2 separate regions of the Homo sapiens genome follow, and region 1 is linked to region 2. Evidence: chromatin loops called from intact Hi-C (ENCODE). Cell type or tissue: heart left ventricle. All regions are shown on one strand.

Region 1 (8,000 bases), 370 kb before region 2:
GCTTAGAATCATCAGATGACACATAATTAGCCTAGAATTCTGTGTGCTGCCAAAATACTAATCCAGTAAAAGGGTAGAGGGACAGTTTTAGATATGGGAGTCTCAAAACAAAATATATGTGTGCTTCTCGGGAAACCGCTGGAACCAGGCTGCTGAGTTCAGCCCCTGAGGCTCTTTCCCAGCCCCTCCGCTCCCCACACCCCTGCACACTCCCTTTCTTGAGTGTCCAGGTAGAAATGACCTGTATCTTCTAACCACCCCAGGTATCTTTCCAAAGCATAGATCTCTTCACTTCTCTATTCAATTTGAATAACCCCCCATTGCCTTAAGGACAACTTCACACTTGCCACTCTTCTCTGCATATCAGGTCCTTAGAAATGCATTTCTAGTTGCCTGTTTCAGCATCTTCTCCCACTACCTTCTTATAACCTTCCCACCCCAGCCCCACTGTTGACTCATCCATTCATTCATCCAGTTGTTGTGTGCCCACTGAGTGTCAGGCAGGCCCTGGCCCCGGGAAGTTAAATACAGCATGGCCTCAAGCATTTCCAGAAGAGGTCCCAGCTCGGTGGAATTGGCCCATTGTCTTGGAACATGGGCTGACTGTACTCTTTAGTAGACGGCACAGTTTGGCAGGATCTCCGCAGGTGTGTAAGTGCCAGGCTATGCCATGGGTCCCATGGTTCACTGATTGTCATTAAGGAACATACTGTAGCCAGAAAACCCAAGAGACCATCATGGATGTGTGTGCTTCCTCACATGGCTATGATTTGACTTAGCTTTTCTTTATCGCTGAAAACACAGATCATATGAAAACACATTTAGGAGATGGGCTTGAATTATCAACAATATAGAGTACACCTTCTTTAACATTTAACTTTGAGATTTTCATGGTGAGAAAAATTCTACATATTTCTTTTCACTCCGAAGTCACACATTCTGAACTATATAGATAATTTGGTAATTAATTTCTTCTTAATAAGATAGTTTAATGATCACTTTACTGTGATTTAAAATGGAGTTGAGACGTTAGGGGATCTTTTATTTGTTACTGGAAGATTACAGCCGGTAGTGGCTTTCATTATTTATGGGAGGGTCTCCAGGTAAGCCCCCTATGGTTCGAATGGAAGATTCTTTCTTTTTCTTTTCTTTTCTTTTTTTTGTAGGGGCGGGGGATGGATTAGGGACAAACTGTCCCTGATATGCTGATATGCCCTGTCCAAACTCCTGACGCACAGAATCGTGATAAACAATAAGATGGCACGTTGATTTGATTTGATTTTTTTTTTGAGACGGATTCTTGCTCTTTGGCCAGACTGGAGTACAGTGGCATGATCTTGGCTCACGGCTCACTGCAACCTCTGCCTCCTGGGTTCAAGCGATTCTCCTGCCTCAGTCTCCCAAGTAGCTGGGATTACAGGCACACGCCACAATGCCTGGCTAATTTTTGTATTTTTAGTAGAGACAAGGTTTCACCATGTTGACCAGGCTGGTCCAAACTCCTGACCTCAGGTGATCTGCCCGCCTCAGCCTCCCAAAGTGCTGGGATTACAGGTGTGAGCCAGCTCACCCAGCCGGGAAGAGCCTTTCAATGAAATGTGAAGTAAGTGTCACCTTTGGGTGGAGACACCAAAGACAGAGACAAGACATGCAGTGCCCTCAGCTGCATAAATTTTGCTTTTAAAATATTTTCGTGGAGTAAAATTAGTGTTTAGTCTCATGTGAATTTCATCAGTGTGTCTATGGTGAGCATTTAAAATACGGTTTTATTGGAGGTGTGGTTCGTACTTTATAATCCCTACCTAACAGTGCTTACTCGGAATTGCTCCCCCGCCTCCCAAGTTACTGGCCTCACTGTGCTCCAGCTTTCCCAGTAGCAGAGGAACCCTCTTCCCAAACGTGGGCTTGATTTACACCGAGTCATTAGTTGTCATCTAATGGTGGCTCTTCAGTGTCACTGCAATCTATACGCTTTCTCTGTGTCTTCCTTAGTTCTCTGCCCCCACTTTTCCCCACCCTTCACGTGTCATCTGGTCCCCCACAAAGCTTTTGCATGGGGTTCATCTGCCTATTCCAGGAGAGACTATGGTCCTTATCCAGTAGTACTAATGTGCGGAAATACCAGGAGTGGACAAGCCACCTTCCCCAAACATGAAAGAGCCCAGTTTTGCTAAGGAGCTGTTGAAAAACTGGAAATAGAACAGCGCTGTGGTAAGATTTGCCTTTGAGGTCGCCCTGTGGTGTGTTAGGGGCATTTAGGGGACAGTCAGGGAGACTCATTTGGAAGTTGCTTTGGTCACCAGCTGTGGAAGGATAAGTCTTAGACCAAGGCAGTGGCAGTGAAGACGAATTTCTGAGAAACTCTGGTGGTTGAACCAATCATCTGTTAGGTCTGTTCTGTCCATGGTGAAGAGCGGGTTGTGCCATCGACTGAGCTAGAAAACAGACGAGAGGCAGGTCTGAGAGAGGCTAGGAGGCCCAGGCTGGGCGGCGCGGACTTGAAGGCGCCTCTAGCAGATCCAAGGGGAGATGCCGAGTTGGTCATTGGCTACACAACTCTAGAAGGCAGGATGTGAGGCAGAGCTCTTCGTGGCAGTGGCGATCCTGGGAGCTCCTGGCACTGAGGTGGTGACCGAGACATTCGCGAGGAGGTTGCCCAGGCAGAGGGCATGGGAAAAAGGACACCAGGAGGATGCCAGGGAAGCACCCGCACTTCAGGAGCCAGCAAGGGAGGATGAGAAAGAGAAGTTCCAGCCGGAGGAGGAAAACCAGGGACGTCAGGGTTCATGGAAGCCCGAGGAGGATGCAGAAGAGGAAAGGAGGGAATGACGAGGAACGCCACATGCTGCTCAGAGGTCCAGGAAGGTGCGACCTAGCCTCTGGACCACTCCCAGTGACCATGGCAATGGCAGGCCCAGCCTAGGGATTGCAGAGAGCAGGAGAGGCAGAGTCGAGCAGCATCCCCGGGCTTTCCAGAAGGCCTGGCTGGGAATGGGGCGTGGCACACGGTGTAATCCGGGCAGCCTTGGCGAGCACCTCCTGTGTGCCAGTCACCACACTCAGTCCTTTTCAGCATTTTGTTTAGTTACCCAATCCATTTCATTTAGTCACCCAAGTAGAAGTTAGAAATTGATGACAAACTGAGGGTGCAGGGCAAAAGAACACATGATTCGTGCTGTGGAACCAGGACAGTCTGTTGGGGTGCTGGCAGGGTGTTCGATTGCCACATGGTGGTGTCATGAGCAGTCCCAGAGCCGTCGGATTGCTCTGGTGCACTTGCTGCCTGGTTTTTCTCACCTGCAAAATGAAAGAGCTGACAGGATGAAATGAGTTAATAGATGGGAAGTGTGGGCCGCCTAGCCCTGCTCAGCCTTTGAGCAGCAAAAAGGAGGAAGGGGGAGGAGGAGGAGCTGTCCTCTGGTTATAGAGGGCGTGAGGTTGGCCCGGAGGCTCCTAGTGTGACCAAGGGCTATTCCTTGCCTCATTTTGTGTGATTTAGAAACAAGATGGAAGTAGAAATTGGGCATTATGTCAGGATTTAATGAAGTCTTGTTTGGGAGCTGTTGTCTTATTTTTAACCACTAATTAAAGGGTGCTATTTCCCTCTATAGAATAGAACATTTACAGTTTGTGGATAAAGTAAATGTATACCTCACTTTTTTTGTTAAGTTCTTAAACTTTTTTTTTATTATTGAAGAATGGAAACATACATGAAAGTGTATTTGGGCTTAAAAAGTTGTCACAAAATTATCCTCAGGTCAAGGAGGGCCTATTTCTAGACCCCAGAAACCCCTGTGTCCTGTCCCAGGCACCTGCCTGCTCTGCTCCCTGAAGATGGGCACAATTCTCCCTTCTGACCCCATGGTGAGGCCAGCTTGGTTTTCACCTTTATACAATGTACACACACACACGCACACTTGCACAGTTGAAGGGGCTAGTTAGAGGTATCTTTTATCTGTTAACCCAAATAAAATTTTAAAATTATAGAGGAAGTGACTTTTAAAAGAACACTGAGCATTACTCTTGGGAGTCTCAGGAGGGTAATTAAATTGGTAGTGTCAGTAGTAAGCGCAAATGTTTTCAGTACCCGTTGACACCGTTTTAGATTTGGGAGTAGCTCATGTGACAGAGTCATAGGGAAGTGTGCTGCCCAATTTGAGAAAAGATCAAATCTCAGTGACAAAGCTTCCAGATTTTTTTTAAATTAAATTTAATTTTTTTGCGATAGTCTGACTCTGTTACCCAGGCTGGAGTGCAGTGGCATGATCTTGGCTCACTGCGACCTCTGCCTCCCCGGTTCAAGTGATTCTCGTGCCTCAGCCTCCCAAGTAGTTGGGATTACAGGCATGCGCCACCACATCCGGCTAATTTTTGTATTTTTAGTAGAGACGGGATTTCACCATGTTGGCCAGGCTGGACTCGAACTCCTGACCTCAGGTGATCTGCCCGCCTCGGCCTCCCAGAGTGCTGGGATTACAGGTATGAGCCACCGCGCCCAGCCGCTTCCAGATTTTTTTTAAGTAAATCCACGTGATTGTGTTTCTGATCTATGCACCAACACACATTTACATTGAACATATTTATGTCTATGCACCCACACACATTTACATTGAACATACGTATTTATATGAAACAACACATTTATTTCTTGGATAATCAAATATAGACAAAAACTCAATGGTTATAAAAAGCTTCCCAGACAGCACAGTCTGGGGTAATATTCACATGTTAAACCTATTAACATTTAAATGTTCTAAATAGTATGAGTAATTAACGATTACAGCCACAGAAGAGCAGCTCCCTCCCGTGACATTCCATCCATTTTCTTTGAGTTGTTTTTTTGGGGTGGGAATGGAGGGGGGTTCCTCCACTCACATAGACACACCAAGCTTTTCCCTCTAGGAGATTACCCAGCCTGCTGCTGGGTTGTGTGGGGAAGGACTGCGGATGTCTTGGATGGCAGTTGTCATACTAGTTTTTTGCTTCCCCAAACAATTCATTTAGGGATGTCTTTAAGTGAGGCGCCCAGAGATTCCACCCCGTCCCTGGGACATCAAGCAAATAGCAGCAACAGCCGTTGGCAAATTTGTGGCTATTTGCAGCATTGACTCTGTAGTCAGTTTGCATTTTCAAGATGGGGGAGACATGGGCAGACATTACAAAGGAGTCCTTTCCCCTTCCTATTCCTCATGCTCCCGCTCCTCCTCCTGAAGTCAGATACTTTTTGTTCTTCATTAAAGTTTTCCCTTATTCGTATGGGTTACCCTGTAGTTTTAAAGCATTCAAGCAGTCCGTATATTTTAGAACAATATATTTATAAATCATTTTCTTTCCTTGATTTGTGTATGGAAGCAGGAAGGACATAACAGGTAGAGGGGAAATAGGACAAATATGAAAAAAAAATAGTAGAGTTTAAAAACTACTACCAGTTACCGGATGTTGTGACTTCATTTTATTTTTTAATTAATGTGGTAGAATAGTAATTAAATGGACAGAAGAATTTTAGCAGTTAACAATGCTAAATACTCATACTTTGTACATCCTGTCTGTAGTTTGATGAGAGGCTTTGTTGTAGAAATATTCTCTTTACTCATGAACTGACTCTTCCTAGACTCCATAGAAAGGATAGAACATTCATTTGCATTTGAAGTTTCATACAACAGTCGTTTCCATAACATATTTGACTTATCTTAGGAAGTTTCTCGCATCTTCCCTTAGTTTCTACAAATGAAAATGTCTGCAAAGCTCTCAAAGCATGCATCCTAGTCCTATTTAATTCTGACATCTGCACATTTCTTACGAATGTAAAGTCAGTGTGGCCATCCAGCTGAATAGTAACTCTGAAGCTGGGAGTAAAATCAGATTTCAGTGTAATTGATAATCAAAGCCCCTTATTGCTATTTTTCAAAAACAAAGTAGCAATACTTTAGCACTCACCCAGGCAATTATGATTTTTGGCTAATTTACTTTTGGTTTTTGCAATTTCAAGATACCTAGACAACACATTTTGCATCTGTTGAAATCTTAGATTTTATTTTTGAGTTCACATAATGACTTTAAAATATTCTAATAAATGTCTTCAAAGACCCCAGATCAATATGCCAATGGTTCTGAGATGACAGAGTGCTGCGATATTCCTCTGTAATTTAAACATGATTAGCTGATGAAGGTTATGTGATATCAATACACTACCGGAAGATAAATTAATTGATATCATCCTTTCAGGATGATAAGAGGCCTATTGGAGGTGGGATGTAACTAATGAAGCTGCTTCTTCCTCTCTGTGAGCCATTTTTTATATATTGCATTTTCACTTAATCATATTTATACTATCATTCATTTACATGAAACCCATAGGCTGTGGACAAACCAGTTTCTTATTAAAATTGTATTCATTTGGAAAAGAAATTATCTGCAAACACTATATGGGCCCCGTCTACGTTATAACCTATTGCTGGGGAGAGATGACAAGTTCCTTTCCGTGGACATCTTCGAAAATAGCAACTATCTAGGCAAAGTCAAGGATTGAATATCATTGAACTTAATTACTGCTAGTCCCCAAAGACACACATCTATTCAAATCAAAAGTGTAGTTATTCTGCGGCAGTGACACCATTGGTGTAGGAAGAGTTTTCTAATCGTTGACTTCCTTTCCAATTACATTCAGTATGCTTTATCAGCGAGCCTATTTGCCAAGAGAAGTTATGGCTGGTTGAATTTAGATTTGTATTGATTAAGATAAACTTACAATGTGTGCAGTCATATATTTAAATAAAAAAGGTCTTTGATATAATTACATCTCCTTGAATATAATTCTCTATGATAGCTTGTAGAGTGAAGAGGATTTCTTTAGGCTTTGGGGGAAAAAAAAAGATTTTTGTCTTTCCAAGGGGTTTGGTTAAATTGCCCTGCCTTATTTAGGATTATTTTTGTTCCAAGTAACTGGAAAAAAAGATGATTTTATGAGAATAACTTAAATGAGATAGGTGTGTATTTTTTTGCTTTACATTCCTCTGAGGTGGTCTGTGCAGGGCTGCTGAGGCCTTCTGTGGAGTTGGGGGACCGGCTCTATCTGTCTCCCATGTGGCTCCTGTTCCCAGTGTCGCCTCGTGTTCCACAGTGCTGCTGAGGCCATGTAACGTTTGTGCATTTCAGGCAACAAGTAGGAAAAACATACGAGAATTTAGGCAAAGGGAGGCTCTCCAGGAAGATCCTTAAAAGCTGCCCTGTGATCCTTCTGCTCTCATCCTGCTGGCCAGAGCTTGTGTACCTGGCCATGTTCAGCTGATGCGGGGGTGGGGGGACGGGAGGAGGCTCTGGCAAATGTCATGTTTATTCTGGTTGTCATTTGCCCACCTAAGAACCAGGAATGCTATTACTGCGAAAGAAGGAAATAACAGATTTCGACAACAGACTGATGATCTCTGCTCTGTTCCTGAATTTGGAAATTGATTGACATGGATTTCTTTTTGTCTGTGTGTCCACCAGTTGCCCAGAAGATTGTTGCCACAAGGAAGAAGCAGCAGCTGTCCATAGGACCCTGCAAGTCGCTACCTAATTCTCCCAGCCATTCCTCCGTCTGTTCCGCGCAGGTGTCTGCCGTGCACATCAGCCAGGTACGTTAGGTGACATGAGAAGTCAGACTCTTAGAACCAAAGACAATATGCAAATAGTGTTCCCAGCCAATGCTAAGGTTGATTTTTTTTTTCTTTTCAACTTTATAAGTAACAGCATGTTGTAATTGACTTCACATTTTCTTCAGAAACTGCTGTGGCCAAGTGATTTTTATGGGAATCATTCTTTTATGTTTTCTGTCTTCATGCTGCCTGTGTTATGAGGCATGCTGGCCCGGGTGGTGATGGGAGGTGTGTGCTGCAGTCCTCGCTGGTGATTTAAACCACCCTTCTCTGGTCTTGGTCCTAGTCTGCTTATAGGTTGAACAGTTGTGAGTAAATCTTAATGGCCAATCTCGCTTTATACTTAAATTTGGTAGTGGCATT
Region 2 (8,000 bases):
TCCCTCTGCCCCTCATCCCTGCCATGGGCTTTTGGAGAAGGCGGGTGGGGTTACACCTGTTATGGTGGAAGGGGATATGGGGGGCACTCCAGGATCTGCGGGGAGTGCCAGGGTCTCTTCCCCCGACCCGCAGGGCCGGCGGGGCAGAGGCCGCAGCTCCCCAACCTTCCCGGGTAAACTCTTCGCCCCCAGCCACGCGCAGACTGGCTCAGGTGTGTGGGTCGGGGGACGGCGTCCCTGCGGGCCTCGAATGCTGCAGCAGCGTCGTGTGGCCAGTGGGTACCTGCCCCGAGCAGCAGGCGCTCACCGGCAACCTGCACTCAGCGCTTCCTGGCGGGCGGGATCCCGGCCTTGCGGCCCCCGCGCCAGGCCAGGGCGCGACCCGGGCGCCATCCCCTCCCTGCCAGGCTTCATGGCGCTGGGCGGGGCGCGGCCAGGAGCCTCTGCGGCTCTCGGCGCCCCGCAGAGCCGGCCGACGCCCTCGGAGGACTGGCCCTTCTATTTTATTGGGCTCGAAAACCAAGTCTGGGCCATTTTCCGCCACCGGAACTGTTGGGAACGCGGCGGGAAAGGGTGACTCGGTCGCTCCCAGCCTTCACCCTGCGCCTGAAGTTTGGGTGGAGGTCTTGGTCCCCAGGCCCCTCCGCCGTGGGGAGGTGACGGCCTGTAAGTAGTAAAAATTAAGTCAATATTAGTACTAACCCATGGCGGGCCGCGCTTCCCCTTCTTCGGCTGAGAACCTCGCCGAGGGCCGAGCGCCGCTGCATCGCAGCGGCTCACCGGCCTCCCCTCCTTCCCCCACTCGAAAGGCTGAGGCTGGCGAAGCCCCGGCTTCTCTCGCGCTTCGGGCTGCTGGCTTGGTGGCACCACGCTCACACTCGCTGGCCCGCTGAACGCCCCTGGGCCTGTCCGCCGCAGTATCTGGCGGCGCGCTTCGGGGTCCGGCAGCGAGCGGACAGGGCTCTGAGCGCAGGGCCGGGGTTGGGACAGGAGTGGGCTTGGGGACCAGGCACGCCCCACCGAGATGGGGAGGCGCGCAGCTCCCCGTCCCTTGCAGACCGACTCCCAGCTCCCCTGCGTAGCCTCTCCCGTTTTCCCCCTTTGTGGTGCGGACTACCGGGGCGTCCTTGGGGTGGGGCGGTGCCCGGGTCCCGCCCCCTCGACCCCGCCCGGAGGGGGAGGTGCCGGGGCCGGGGGCGCTCCAGCCAGCCTCCGCCTCCGACTGAGGGCTGCCGGGAAGCCGGCTGGGCTCGCTGGGTTTTTGCTCCTGTCGCCAGATAACGCCCGGAGCCTGATTTATGGACCCTCCACTCTGCCGGCAGGCGAGCACCGCTTCTTTTCGGGCCGGAGATATTTGTAAAGGAAAGACGTTTCCTCCCTGGCTGTAGTCGATTTGGAGCATCAGGAGTTTGTGCAAAGCCACCAATACCCGCACTCGCTTGCCTCCTCCGGGCACCCACCTCCTCCTCTGGCCGAAGTTTGCCGGCCTACTAGGTATCGATTAGGCTGTGCAAAAGGGGGAGATAGATTTCTAAGGTGAGAATTAGGTTTTCTTAAATTCGTAATCCTATCGGCCCTCTTGCCCTCCTATTTTAAACCTGGCAAAGTGCTGGGTGGCTCAAGTCCAGGATGCCTAAGGAGACCTGTTTCAGGGGACGTTTCTCCAGTACTGGTCCCAGACCAGTTGCCCGGCCACACCCTGGCAGTGCCCGGGACGGTCAAATTCTGGACACACTTATGAGGCCCAGGGATTGGTCTTTTTCCCCCCCTCTCTCCTTTTTATTATTCACAAGACTGAAATTGTTTAAATGTCATAACTTATAAGAAAATAAGCTACATTGAAATAAATTAACACAACGGAGACGTGCTTCACATGGCTCAGATAGGATAGGCAACCCCAGGGGAAACCAAAGCCAGGCAAAAGCAAAGCAAAGCAAAGCGAATTTCCAGGCTGCCTAACAATGTCTGCTTTTCAGTCAACTCAAAAAGCCAGAACGCAAACCAAAATCAGTTTAAACCCCAGTGCTTGTTCTTGGGTTTCACGTTTACCTTTGGAAAAGTATGGAAAGGTGGCTGCTAACCGCGCAGATTACAGCAGAGGTTTTGTTTTCTTCTGGAATGAGTGGAGAAATTACTGGGTAATTAAGTCCTATAACTTTCAAAATACTGCAGCTGAGATCCAGTCTATAGAGATATTTATGTACAAAGTAGGATAGTATAATAAATATTTAGCGTGTCTTCTGGTGTGGCTGTAAGCCCCTTCAAAAGCAGTCTTTTAAGCCCATTTAGTGAATATATTCTCAATTTGCTTGGGATGGCCACAGCTGGGCTGTGACTTTGTTGCTTCAAACACAGTGGAGTCCACCATGGGTTCCCTCGGGTGCGGGGGCTTCTCCAGGTGGGTGCCAGGCCCTGGCCCTTCTGGACCCTCAGGGCCGGGCCTGTTCTAGCTGCTGATGCTGACTTCTGATAGCGAACCTGCTGACGTGGACAGGGATGGGGACGACGATCTTAGGGTTCCGGGAGGGCTCCCCTGTCTTGGAATTGGCATTGCCTGCCTTCACCCGTTTCCACTTGGCCCGTCGGTTCTGGAACCAGATTTTCACCTGCACCTCGCTGAGTTTGAGGGCGTGGGCGATCTGCGAGCGCTCGGTCAAGGAGAGGTACTTTTTGCAGTGGAACTCCTTCTCTAGCTCCAGCAGCTGCTCGCTGGTGAAGGCAGTCCGCCGCCGCCGGTTCTTGCCCGTAGACGTGGTGCTGCCCGCGGCGCCGCTGCTCGGCGGGGTCTCCTCCAGCGCGTGGCCCGGGTCTTCCTCCTTGTGAGCTGCCTGGCCAGTCAGATTGTCATCCGAGCTGTAGTCCACATCGCTCTCCAGCGAGAAGCTCTCCTCCTTGCCCTTCGGGTCGTCTTCCACCTTTGACTCGTCTTTCCCTTGCCCTCGGACAGCCCCGACTGAAAGCAAAACCAAACGGCATTTTATTACATTTCGCACACTGGCCTTCCTTTCTCCTTCCCACCGTCATTTGGACATTCCGCGCCCCCCGCCCCCCACCCTTTAGCGGATTGTCTTTCTATGACATTAACACATTGTGATTTCCTGGCCTTTGAGGGGTAGAGGAGGGGTGGGGGGAGCGTGAGAAAGCTCAAAGGAGAGGAGGCAGTACAGGCGACGGCCCTTTGCCCAGAACCATCACTCAAAGGGCCGCCATGCCTCCCCCGCACCCTCCCAGCCTCGGCAGCGTCAGGAGAAGTAGCAGGAGGCGCGAGGCCCAAGAGATTGCCCGCTTTGTCCCTGGGGTGGGGACTGGTTGAGGACTGATGGGGGGATTCACGATTCATCCTCCCCCCACCGCCACCATGAAAATGTAGTGAACCTCAATTGCTTCCTAACCGGAGTGGAGGCGTAGGGACGTGCAGATCCCAGACCATCTTTTTTGAGACAGACAACGTTGGTCAAAGGGATGTTTTGTGGCCTTATAAGTTCCCACCAGACACCCCCAACACAAACACACAGGCACAGCCTCCCAGCAGTCCGTTTCTCCCAGACAAGTAGCAAGACCAGCGAAGGGGTTTAAAAAGTCTGGGCGCCCCTGGGCACACGCACGGCTGAGACGCGCAGCCCAACCCGTCTCCCCTAGAGGCTGCAACCTACCCGGAACCCCAGGTCACCGCGGAGCGGCAGAGGCGGCCTCGGCCAAACGCATCGTCAGATAGATATGTGGCCCAGGGCAGCAGCTGGTCGCCGGGCGCTAAACGCCCCCCCTCCCGAGACCCCGCTTGTTGGGTGGCTCTGAATGTCCCCCGGAGGCCCAGCGGCACAGCCGGGCCTCATCCTCCAGCTCCTCCCGCGGGGGTCGAGCGGGGGCGCGGCCTCGCCCCCTTGGTCTCCCGCGGGAACCCGGCGCTGGCCCGCCCCCGCCTCCTCCCGCCCCCTCGTCCCGGCTGCGCGCGCCGCCGACTCACCGAGCGAAGCCTGCACCGTCTCGGCCGCGGAGAAGGCGAGCAGCGAGCCCTCTTTGGCCAGGAAGCCTTTGCCGTCCTCCGCGTCAGCCTGCAGCGCCTCCGCCTTGTCGAAGTTACCGCCGCCGGGCAGCGGCTGCGGCGCGAACTTGCGGGCCGCTGCCGCCTCCTGGTGCTGGGGCGACGCGGAGAAGCCGCCGGGGAGCGTGGCCATGAGCGTAGAGGTGAGCGCCATGCCCTGCGCCAGGCTGGAGCAGAAGCCTGTGGGCAGGCTGGGGATCTGGTGGTGAGGGTGTGCGGGCGGCAGCGCTGGCTGCAGCGCGGCCTGGGGCAGCGCGGGCGGCGGCGGCGGCGGCGGCGGCAGCACTACCGGCCGGTAGGGCATGAACATGGGGTAGCCGGTGTAGACGAAATGGCCGGGGCTGGGCTGCGGCGGGCTGCCGATCAGCGAGTCTATGCTGAAGGCGGTGCTACTCCCCAGCGGGCGCTGCATCATCATCAGCGACGGCGGGAACGCTGCGCTCATAGACGCGCTCGGTAGAGGCCAGCGAGAGGCGAAAAGTCCCCGCGCCGCGCCGCCGCCGGGAAGCCCGCCGGACGCCGGGAGCACCGCCGGGAGCGCCGGGCAGGGGCCGAGCGGGACCCGGAGAGCAGACGCCTCCGCCCCTCAGTCCTGGGCCCGCTGCATGCCGGGCGGGTGCAGGGGGTGTGCGGGGTGAGGCCGTGCGCCCCGGAGTGGAGAGGGCGCCCGGGCCCCGAGGGCTCGCCGGAGCCCCCGTCCGCCGCTTGCCCGTCGGAGCCCGCGCGCTTCGCGGGTTTGGCCCTCGGCCCCGGTAAGCTGCCGTCCGTCCGTCCGTCCCGCCGTCCGTCGCCTCCCGCGGGCCGCTGGGGAGCGCGCGAAGCCGGCGTACTTATCTCCGGCGGGCGCAGCCAGCACCTTTAAATCGCGCTCCTCTTTCTCATTCACATTTTGCCTGCCGCCTGGCCCGGCTCGCCTCACGTGGGGCTGGGCGCCTCTGGCCATTGGCTGAGCGGGGCGGGGGTGGGGCGAAAGCGGGGCCCCGCCCTTTCCACCCAAGCTGGCCTCGAGCGGGCTGCGGGCGCCACCGTCGGAGCGCGCGGGCCGGGGAGCCGGAGCCTGCATGCCTAGCCCGTGCCGCGCAAACTTGAGACGGGCGGATGGCACCTCCAAGGCTCGGACCTTGGGGCCCTGCAGCCTTGTCGAGGCCACCTCGAAGGGTAGCCTCCGGGGCCCGCACCCCCACGGCTGGGCCGGGGGCGCTTTATTTCTTTTACTGTATTTGCCATGGAACCAACCTGCCTGCGGCTCACTCCAGCGCTGGGTGCTCCGGCTGCGCCTGGGGTCCGGGCGAGGGTCCTGGAGTTGGGGGCAGGGTCCTGCCCCTCCGGAGCCACCCCCGGGGCGAAGGCTGGGAGCTGGCAGCGCCTGCCCGCCGCCAGAAACCCGCCGGGTTGCTCGCTGTAGGTCCGCGCACCGGGTGGGGCGGGGAGGCTGCTGCTTCCCCCATCCCGGGCTGGGCCCTCCCGTGAGCGATCCCGTCTCTCATTTTTCATGACATTCTTAATCATCGCACCTATTTACACACTTTGCCAGCGCGCACCAAAATAACAACCACGATAATTATGATAATAAAGAGAGTCCTTTATCTGCTCCATCCTCGGGGAGGAAGGGGGGAGTTGCTGTGCCTCCAGATTGTATAACGTGAGATTATCCTGATGAAAGCTTTATGATGTTTGCTCAAATAAAAGCTGCGTTTTGTAAATAGGCGCTAATTAAGCACGTTGCGAACGCAAGGAGTGCTCACCCTGGCGCCGCCGCCCGGTTTCCAGCGCGAGGACTCGAGGGCGCGCGGTTCCTCTTTGCTAACTGCAGGATGGAGCCGATCCCCTCAGGATGTTTCCCCTGTTCTCGACAACGGTAAAGACCCCCAAATTTGAAAGTAAGGGAATTTTGGGGTGGAGGGAAACTAGGGACGTACTTATCCCCTCTTCCATTTTCAAACAAAAAACTTTCAGCTCTTGTCTTCCCTTTAAAAATGGAATCACTTCTTGACAACGGCAGACCGTGCAGAGCGCACCAGCGCGAGCGGGGCTTCCTCGAGTCTCCAAGGCCCGGGCTTCAACTTCCCGGGTCTAGACGTCAGCCCTGAACCGCCAACAGCACCGGGTTGGGGAGAAGGAAAGAAGGGCATTGTTAGTTCGGTCATTAAAAATCAGCTCACGCCGAGGAGCTAGTGGTTGGGGAGTTGGCCCGTGTTGGACGTGTGTTATGTATCACTTACAAGCACATTTAATTGGGAGATAAAGATAAATCGATCTTTATGAATTTATCGACCCGATTCTTTGAAGCTCTTTTTTCGCGTTCTTCCTCTTTCTCTCGCTCTAGCCCCAAGGCCCCCCGGGGGACGTCTTAATCCCAGATCAGCTCCTCTGCCAGGAGTCCCGCCGGAGACCCACTGCCCACCCAGCAGACCTGGAGGAAAGAGGGGAGGGTGTGTCCTTGGCGCCCCGGGACGCTGGGAAAACTCGCTGGTCCGCCGCCAGCCCTCTCCTCCTCCTCGCCTCCTCCCTCCCTACCACCACCCGGACAAAGACGTCTCGATCGCGTTTCCCCACTCCAGGCCGCAGTAATAGATCGCTCCGGCAGCAGGCGGTTTGAAAGGAATTCATTAGGACGCTGCCTGGATTGCCTCCCCTGACTTCACGCCCAGACCCCGAGGTGGCTTAGGCAGTGTGAGGGGAAATGAATTCCCTTTGGGATCCATGGAGAAGGAGGTGTCTGTGGGATCTCCAGGCTCTATCCCTCCTTCTTCACTCCCAGAAAAGAAGAAAAAGAAAAAAAAAATCGAAGCCCAGGGCAAAAGGCTGATATCTTTATGAGCATAATAAATACTCCCCCTCATTATGAGATAGTTACAGTGACACAGCCTTGGGTGCCATTACCCTGTTTTTTGAATACTAAGAAACGCTCCATTCCTTCCTTGATTTACGTGGCTACAGCCGGGGCCCTTCCGGCTTGCCACTGACATGCCGGGGGAAGCTGTTATTCATTTTACCTAGGCAGGTTTGCCATGCACTTTGCTATTTCGCCGCAAAAATATTGTTCTAGGGACTTTTGTCGCCTGATTACCCTCTGAGAGGCAGGGATTCCTTTGATTATTTTGGTGATTATTCTACATTTAAAGTTCAGCAAGAAGATTTAGGTCCGTCGAATTATAGCTGCACTTGAAATAATTTGATGGCATGTTATTTGCATCCATAAATTGCCATAGCAAGTATTGACTGCAGGGGTTATAATACTAATCTTTTATTAGTGAGTTCAGATAATTCCCATCAATATGAATTTTATTTACTAGTGCCTTTTTCGCAAATGCAATGCAGTAATACTTTCTCATCTAATGCTTAGCTGCTTAGAAAACGACTGTTCGTGTCATAAAAGGATCCTTGTGTTTCGGCGTGATTAACAAGATGCATTCGGGGCACCTCAGCTACCTGCAAAGCGTTCAGAGCGTGGGGACTGCGGATAATAAAAGCCTTTAGAGTTTTTCCTCGGCTCCTCGGATAGATTTATGGACAGGAGCGATAGATGCATGGCTTATCCATCCTCCGGATTCCTACCTGCTTAGCTCGTAACAGCCTCAAACTGCAGAGTCCTCCGTGACTCAGCTCGGCCCAGTCTACGCGGGAAAATCACCGGGCACAGATGTTTGCAACTTGGTCCCCTCCCCCCTCCAATTAGGAAAAATGAAGGGCGCACCCGAAGGGAGAGCTGGGTCCTCCAACTCCAGTTAACTTCGTGAACTTCCCTCCCCTCTTCCCCCCTAGATGAAGATAGCTCAGCCCCTGGGCACTTCACTCGACAGGTGCTAGGCTAGTGTCAGGTTCAGATGATGCCACTTAAAACCTCAGACATTCCGAAAAAGTGATGGTAATTAAGTTGGCCCCTCGCTTCGGGGTTGTCCCAGGCTGCGCTTGCATGCAGATGTATGAAGGTTGAGGGTGAAATAGAAAACGCACA

What was found. Peaks named below come from ENCODE experiments on the same cell type or tissue, not always from the same donor. Only the 100,000 strongest peaks of a DNase experiment are listed, where the experiment ranks them.
Region 1: it touches region 2 in a loop (4-fold over the local background); 16 of 110 quality-filtered maps call a loop at or near these places.

The regions. Positions count from the first base shown.
Region 1 is chr2:235,790,271-235,798,270 of GRCh38, forward strand. AGAP1 (ArfGAP with GTPase domain, ankyrin repeat and PH domain 1) reads left to right here. Exons shown (of 18, transcript NM_001037131.3): 7 at 7,489-7,616. Among named protein-coding and RNA genes, the nearest start is that of TNRC17, 280 kb to the left of the region's middle. RefSeq lists an enhancer at 2,753-3,253 and a silencer at 4,735-5,029. In heart left ventricle, a CTCF peak has its summit at 3,227; no DNase peak of the experiment used is centred here.
Region 2 is chr2:236,163,485-236,171,484 of GRCh38, forward strand. GBX2 (gastrulation brain homeobox 2) reads right to left here and starts at 4,902. Exons shown (of 2, transcript NM_001485.4): 1 at 3,965-4,902; 2 at 1,752-2,953. The coding sequence starts at 4,487. The coding sequence ends at 2,430. GBX2-AS1 (GBX2 and ASB18 antisense RNA 1) reads left to right here and starts at 3,958. Exons shown (of 2, transcript NR_186035.1): 1 at 3,958-4,185. LOC124906126 (a long non-coding RNA gene) reads left to right here and starts at 5,542. Exons shown (of 2, transcript XR_007088136.1): 1 at 5,542-5,900; 2 at 6,045-6,312. RefSeq lists enhancers at 99-918, 3,081-4,033. In heart left ventricle, a CTCF peak has its summit at 4,126 (motif pointing left); DNase peaks (open chromatin) are centred at 911, 3,680, 4,055, 4,917 and 1 weaker place; H3K4me3 peaks cover 3,586 bases; H3K27me3 peaks cover 8,000 bases.